Regions from separate parts of the Homo sapiens genome. Here region 1 is linked to region 2. A link is an interaction called in ENCODE POLR2A ChIA-PET data of the cell type or tissue named here. Cell type or tissue: IMR-90. All regions are shown on one strand. Region 1 overlaps RPL32 (ribosomal protein L32). Region 2 has its middle 51 kb from the start of PPARG.

Region 1 (4,000 bases), 600 kb after region 2:
CTACCCAGGTTTGGAGGTGTGCATCTGTAGTCCCAGCTACTTGGAAGGCTGAGGTGGGAAGATCACCTGAGCCTGGGGAGGTCAAGGCTGTAGTCAGTGTGCCACTGCACTCCCAGCCTGGGTGAGAGCAAGACCCCGTCTCCAAAAAAAATCAGGACCACGTGTCACTAAATTCTGAGTACCAGTCAAGAGGCTCAATTGTCACCAGTTAGGTCCCCGCCTTGGCAAACTGCTGTAACATTATACCTGAAGCAGCAGCTGGTGGGAGGGTTATAGGAGACTGAAAGTGCTTTTCCAGTTAACCGTGGTGGATTACCTGGAAGAGCAATTTGTACATCATCCTGTTCTTTTTGGACAGAAGTTACAGGATGCAATTTAGGCATCCCGTAAGAATCTGTGTAAGAAATTCATCTGGATATTTCCATGCATATTTTCTCAATTCTCACAAGCATCACATGGAATAACTTGTCACCTAACTTTACAAAAGCAAGGCTAAGAATGACTACTTGTGGCTTGGGAGCCACAAGCTTCTTCAAGTGTCTCAGAACCTACCTGGTGTGAGGGCCAAGTCTGTACCCCTCATACCCAGCCTCAACTGGAGATGACTAAGGCTAGTCTGTGCACTTGAGGCCACATTCCCCTGTTCAAGGACTGAGTGTCCTTTACAAATCCCCTCCAAATGGGAGATTCCAAAGGGGCTTAAGCAAAAGAACAATCTCTGTGGCAAACTAAGTTGGCCAAGAAGCTGAAGACTTAAAATCAAGGAAGGAAGATGCCAGATGGCAGTTTTTACATTTATTTAAACAGAAAACGTGCACATGAGCTGCCTACTCATTTTCTTCACTGCGCAGCCTGGCATTGGGGTTGGTGACTCTGATGGCCAGTTGGGCAGCTCTTTCCACGATGGCTTTGCGGTTCTTGGAGGAAACATTGTGAGCGATCTCGGCACAGTAAGATCTGCAAGAGAATCAAGTAGGTAAGGAGCAAGACAGCCCTCAACACACTTGGAAAATTCCATTGGAGAGGCAATGAGTCCCAGCACCAAGCTAAGAGAGGGCTGCTTGGTAAGTGGCTGTGGAATGACACCTACATGCCCCCAAATCCTGACTATGGTTCCCTGGTGGTGACAAGAATGCTTTCATTAAAAAGTACCCTCATTGTCCCCTCTCATCCTTATAGCAGCCTTGTAATCCAGGCATTACCTCCATTTTACAGATAAAGAAACCAAGGCCCACAGCAAGCAATGGACAGGGATCCGGGGCGAACCCAGGCCCACACTCCAGGTTCAAAGGTTCTCCCCCAGTCACAGGGTGCTTGACCTTGCCCATGAAGGTTCAGAACTCTTTGCAAAATGGTCAAGAGCAGAACCCAAGAGTCTGAATGGAGCCAAGAGCACCTGGTTTGACTGCTGAGGATACAAAGCAAGTTGAGAAGCAACAATGCTTAAAGTCACCCAGTCATAGCCATGCCTATTACCTGAGGACTTCAGATCCAGTTCTAACTCATTCCTCACAACTTTTTAAGAGGCAGCTACACTGTGCCCCATTTGATAACCAATAGGCCTAACAAGCACACTTCAGTAAGGAGGTGATTTATGAAGCCACCCACAGTGGTTAAGAACAGACATTCCACCCCTAAAGCATTTTCAGCAAAGAGAGAAGCAGCAGGACTGTGAGGAGTGATTGAGGCAGTGGACACACAGCTCTTTTCAAGAACCCTGCCTTAACAGCAAGACAGCAAATCCAGACAATTCTTGTTTTATATGAGTCCACTCAAATTCAAAGCAATTGTATTTTTAAATGTTTCTACGTTTTAAAGACTTAGGTTATATTACACTTCTCATCTGTCTTTACTTTTCAAAAAACCCTCCTGTCCTTGTCCATCTATATATTTGATAATCACAATCAGAGTGTACCCACCATTTTAAATGTGTCCCCCCTGGCTTGGGCATTTTCCACACTACAACACTCGAATCATTTTGAGTGGACCCACAACATTTTATCCAGCACTCTACAATTCTCTCATTATATTTTCAGTTGTTTCCAGTGGGTTATTGCTGCAATGACTAGCTTTAGTTTGCCTGCTTTTCCATTCCTTAAGGACAAATGCCCAGAAATGGAACTTAGAGATCAAACGTCAAAGAGTATTTCTATGGATCTTAAAGACTGCCAAGCTGCGCTTACAGAGCATATGCCAACCAGCCAACATGTGCACTGCAACTGAGTAATCATGTTGGCCATACAACAGGTATTGCCTGTTACAGTTCAACTCATACAGCCAACTGTGGTTTCAGTATCCACCATTAATTCCTTCGCCCATCTTTTCTAACAGAAATTTTCAGCATTTCAACGCCTGGTTAAATTTCCAATCTTGGAAGGTAACCACGTTAGAATACTGGTCTTGTTCATTTTTATTACTTGTATCTACAACCACTGTAGGTGAAAGTTATCTTTGTAAACGTAAACACAAACATCCTAGTTAGTCACACACACTCCATGTTCTTTCTAGTTTACTTAGGAAAATTCAGCTTTTTGGCTTTCATTTACCAGTAAGTGAAGAAAATAAACTGTCACTTCCCATGAGAATTTTTCATTCCACTGCCCTAGTTTTAATCTAAGCAGGTCACTGAGTCTTTTATACACAAAGCTCACCAAGTGTCTAACTTACTCAAAACACCTAGAACTAGCTGGGTGTGGTGGAGTGTGCCTGTGGTCCTAGCTACCAGGAAGGCTGAGATAGGAAGACAGCTTGAGCCCACCTTGAGTTTGGGGCTGCGGTGTGCCATGATCACAGCTGTGAACAGCCACTGCACTGTAGCCAGGGCAACACAGAGCCTGTCTATCTCTAAAATCAAACCAGGCCAGGCATAGTAGCTCATGCCTGTAATCCCAGCATTTTGGGAGGCTAAGGCAGGCAGACCGCTTAAGGTCATGAGTTCAAAACCAGCCTGGCCAACATGGTGAAACCTCATCTGTACTAAAAATACAAAAATTAGCCAGGAATGGTGGTGCACGCCTGTAATCCCAGCTCTTGGGAGGGTGAGGCAGAAGAAACGCCTGAAACTGGGCGGTGGAGGTTGCAGTGAGCCGAAGTCATGCCACTGCACTCCAGCCCCGGCAAGAGAGCAAGACTTCATCTTAAAAAACAAAAACCAATAAAACCCACCTGGAACCAATGCCCTGCAAACCCTCCATGTGCTTTCACCTCTACACCTTTGTGTAAGCACTCTCTGCCTGCCAAGTTTCCTCCTGTTCTCCATCTAATGCAAACTTTCCAGAGCCCTCCTGCCCCTGAAGATACCCCTTACCACAGCACAGACTTAAGAGCCCCTTAAGGTCTGAGGTCCATGTTTGACCTTCTCCCGCTTGTAAGCCAAAAATAAAATTCAAAGGCCCCCAGCAACCATCTGAATGCACTCCCTCCTTGAATAGGGCACTCTTGGTTTCCACAACCTCTTACTGTAGCCAAGACATTCCTTTCTAGTGATAACCAATTCTCGACGAGAAACAGAAAATCTATCCAAAACCTCGAAGTGCCGCCTTTCTGGACCAAACCAATGTATGCCTTATGTGTATTTGATTGATGTCTCATGTCTCCCTAAAATATGTAAAACCAAGCTGCTCCCCGCCCACCTTGGACACATATTCTTAGGGTCTCCCAAGGGCTGTGTCACGGGCCATGGTCAACTCATATTTGGCTCAGAATAAATCTCTTCGAATATTTCAGAGTTCAACTCTTTTGCTTGACACCTTCATAAAGAAAGCAACATTTTGGAAACAACAGCCAAAGGATATTGTAGTAGTGGAAAGTGGCTATTATTGCAGTGTTCACAAAGCAGTCTTTTCCTGGTCTTGGGTCTCTACACTTAGAAGACCAAGTCACCTCCTTCAGCAAAGGAAACACCTTGAATTCCCCAACAAGCATTCTCTAAAATCCTGCAAGGAACAACTTCTGATTCCCTCAGAGAATGTACAACACCCCCCGCCAAAATGCATCCCAA
Region 2 (4,000 bases):
AAGCCATTAAGTCTGCATGGTGCTGTGGTAAGCAATGCATAAAGAGAACTACATAGAGATAATTCCCATTTTGATGGGTAGAAAAGGGAAGCTAAGACAGGCACACCACGAAGATTATAGATTTGTTCCAGTGGGTAAGGAATAATGAAGATTAAGAAACATATGGGGGATTTGTTTGTTTTCACAGTTAAATTTGTTAAAAAGCAGAATAACCATACAACTATAGAAATAGAGGGGCTTTAAGGATCACCCAGTCCAACCCTCTAATTTTATAGATTAGCAAACTGATCCTAGAGCTGCAAAGTGAGTTGCCTAAAGTTATAGAAAATTAAAAGAAACACTCGGCTCGGCGCAGTGGCTCACACCTGTAATCCCAGCACTTTGGGAGGCCGAGGCAGGCGGATCACGAGGTCAGGAGATTGAGATCATCCTGGCTAACATGGTGAAACCCTGTCTCTACTAAAAATACAAAAAATTAGCCAGGCGTGGTGGCAGGCACCTGTAGTCCCAGCTACTCAGGAGGCTGAGGCAGGAGAATCGCTTGAACCAGGGAGGCAGAAGTTGCAGTGAGCAGAGATCGCACCACTGCGCTCCAGCCTGGCGACAGAGCAAGACTCTGTCAAAAACAAAAAAACAAAAAAACAAAAAAAAAAACAGGATTACAAACTAGGTTTCCTAAATCCAAATTAAATATTATTTCCATTGCATGATTTTGCCTTCATGTTTTCTAAAACACATCAGTAAGTTGTGTATAGATGCTGTGTCAGCAGAGATTCAAATTTTCTCAGGTTAGAAATGGCAGGATTCATTTAAGAGGAGGAAAGGAAAAGATGAGAGGCAAGGGAAGAGCACATCTGAAGGAAAGACACGGTAAAGAGGCAAGTGGAGAAGAGGAAGGAGCTGCAAGTTGACACTTAGTCCCTCTTACCAAAGAGGAATAGTGAGATGTCTGGACAGCAGCGGGGAACACCGCACTGGGAAACAGGATGCCTGGGTTCCGCCTCTCATTGGCTCTGGACAATGGATCAGTTACTTAACACCTCTGTATCTTAATGCCTTAGTGGATGAAATACAGAGTTGAACTGAATTCACTCTGTGGTGTCTTTTCCTGCTTTCTCATGTTATGATTCTGTTATTTGATGGGCACCAAAACATTGGGTAGTGCTGGAAAGAGAATCCTGTGTTGTTACGGAAGAACGTGTAAGCTTCCCCCAGGGCCACGTGTGAAAATACAGTTAGTAGCCGTGCGCCAGGAGAAATTATCTCTTTCACTAAAGATCATAGCAACACAAAAAATTCGGAAGTTTTCCTGTTTATTTCAGTCTTAGTTTCTTCTTTACCATATAGGATGGTTTGGGTTTGGTATTTATTCACTTATGTATTAGAACTATGAGAGCCAGGTTTTTTGTTGTTGGTTTCTAGGTCCATAAATATGTATGTAAACATATATATTAATAACTTTAGGCATTATTGATAAGAGGAGTGTTTCTTTTTTTTCACTCGTTTGGTTAAATTCTTCCTCCTTGCCTAAGTTCCAAATTTGGGGTGGTGTAAAGAAAATGTGAGACACACACACACACAATGGAATACTATTCAGCTATGAAAAAGAATGAAATCATGTCTTTTGCAACAACAGGGATGGAACCGGAGACCACTATCTTAAGTGAAACAACTCAGAAACAGAAAGTCAAAACTGCATGTTTGGGGTGAGGGATGAGAAATTACCTAAAAGGTACAATGTACACTATTAGGGTGATGGTTACACTTCACCACTAGGCGATACATCCATGTAACAAAACTGCACTTGTACCCCTTAAATTTATACACTTTTTTTTTAAATGGGGGTAATGGATGAGTTTAGGGGAATGTTCCTCTAGTATGGAGTGGGTGAGGAAGCTGCGCTTTTCGGCTCACTCTGTGATCTCTCCAGGGGAATGCTGTGGTTATAAAGTGTACGCATTCTTGTACTGGATACTCATTCTTGCATTGTCCTCAGTTTTTAAAAAAATGACAACTAGATCACACTGGTTGGCTGCTTTCTATTATGCTAAAAATGCAGCTAACAGGTATCTACTAGAGACAAAGCTGACTATTAAAATAAATTTAACAATTCCTGATCCCAGTTTGGAAACCTAAGGGTACAAAGCTTTTTTTTTTCCCATAATGTGCTAAATAAAACTTTCAAACTTATGCATATAATTATGAAGGCAAAGAGTCAGAATTATAACCCATCTCAGCAAAAGGCAAGCCCGCTTAAGGCATATTTAAACAAAGCCCATTTGCTGAGGCCTGAGATAAGTGCAGTGTGCATCTAGCCATACCATCCCAAATATTTGGCCCCAACGTGCCAGGTTCTACCAACTGTCGGTGTGTTTTGGGTTATGCCGTTTGGATGTTTTGTCTGCATGGCACTGTGTATCTAGATGTTTGAAAACATCCAGATGATAGACTTTAAAATTTTTGTTTTGATGGGATATTTAACATTATAATCAAGAAGCATTTCCAATCAATACATGGGCATCATCAGCTTTCAAAAAAGCTTAGGCTTTATTTTATTTTAGATTAACATGAGAGAGTAAAAACGTTTATAACTATTATATTTTAACTCAATTTTGCATATTGACTTTACATTTGCAAGAATTACAGTCTGAAACAACATAACCAAAAAGCAATTAAACCGTCCCTAAAGTATTTAGAACATTCTCACTCGTTGTCTGCTTGTCTTTTTTTTTTTTTTTTTTTTTGACATTAAAATTTGATCTTTGCCTTATTGGAACTATGAAGAAATCTAAATCTGAATAGCCCTTTTTATAATACACAGCCATTGTTTGTACTTGCAAAACTGGATTAAGAAATCACTGGTATTCTTACACGTTTTTTAATTGCCAAAGAAAATTCAGCATATTTCTGCTTAGCCTTGAAATTTCCACCAACCAGACGGAGAGATTGTGCACCACCCACACCCTTCTCCTTGGCTTTCCCAAGTCCCCAGGGAAATCTCAGCTGGAAGCCCGAATGACATGTCCACACTCCTCTGTGCCTTGCTGTGTTACAGCTGTCCTGCAGGTGAAACGATTCCCCTGCTGAACCCACGAGGAGGTTGAGCACTTCATTTGTTCAAATCAAACAAACATCTTCCCTATGCTTCCCCCATTTCCATCCTGTCCTGTATTGAAAACTACAGGCAACAACCTCTCTTGGGGAGAACACTTTTCCGTGTGCTTCTCCTCCTTAGTTTTAGACATCACACTGCACTGGGGTCATAACAATATTCTTTTTTTTTTTTTTTTTTTTTTTTTTTTGAGACGGAGTCTCACTCTGTCGCCCAGGCTGGAGTGCAGTGGTGCGAGGTCGGCTCACAGCAAGCTCCGCCTTCCTGGTTCACGCCATTCTCCTGCCTCAGCCTCCCAAGTAGCTGGGACTACAGGCGCCCACCACCACACCTGGCATTTTTTTTTGTATTTTTAGTAGAGACGGGGTTTCACCGTGTTAGCCAGGATGGTCTCGATCTCCTGACCTCATGATCCGCCTGCCTCGGCCTCCCAAAGTGCTGGGATTACAGGCGTGAGCCACTGTGCCTGGCCAACAATATTCTTAAGCAGAAGCACATTGCAACACATGTAATGAGTACAGCCTCCTTTAGTTCTGCAAATGCCTGTTATTCAAGCCCCAATCCCTGCCTTTCCCTCTCCCTCTCAAAACCAGCACACACACACACACACACACACGCACCACACACCACACTCACAGTTTTTAAAAACTGGCATAAGAAACTAAATTCCCCCAAACCACCATCCCTGCATTCTGCTTCTCAGATACATCTTAATGATTTTCACCTCTTTCTTCTACTGTGTCTTCTGTTTCTTCTGATATTTCTTTCCATACTTCTAAATGCTATGCTTATATTGCCTTTTTTTTTTTTTTTTTTGAGATGGAGTGTCACACTGTTGCCCAGGCTGTAGTACAGTGGCATGGTCTCTGCTCACTGCAACCTCCGCCT

The links. Peaks named below come from ENCODE experiments on the same cell type or tissue, not always from the same donor. Only the 100,000 strongest peaks of a DNase experiment are listed, where the experiment ranks them.
Region 1: POLR2A ChIA-PET joins it to region 2 with 7 read pairs; 1 of 35 experiments calls an interaction of 5 or more read pairs at or near these places.

The regions. Positions count from the first base shown.
Region 1 is chr3:12,835,267-12,839,266 of GRCh38, forward strand. It overlaps RPL32 (ribosomal protein L32), which reads right to left. Exons shown (of 4, transcript NM_000994.4): 4 at 1-957. The coding sequence ends at 828. Among named protein-coding and RNA genes, the nearest start is that of SNORA7A, 3.2 kb to the right of the region's middle. In IMR-90, no CTCF peak of the experiment used is centred here; no DNase peak of the experiment used is centred here; H3K27ac peaks cover 376 bases.
Region 2 is chr3:12,236,511-12,240,510 of GRCh38, forward strand. No RefSeq gene overlaps it. Among named protein-coding and RNA genes, the nearest start is that of PPARG, 51 kb to the right of the region's middle. In IMR-90, no CTCF peak of the experiment used is centred here; a DNase peak (open chromatin) is centred at 1,941.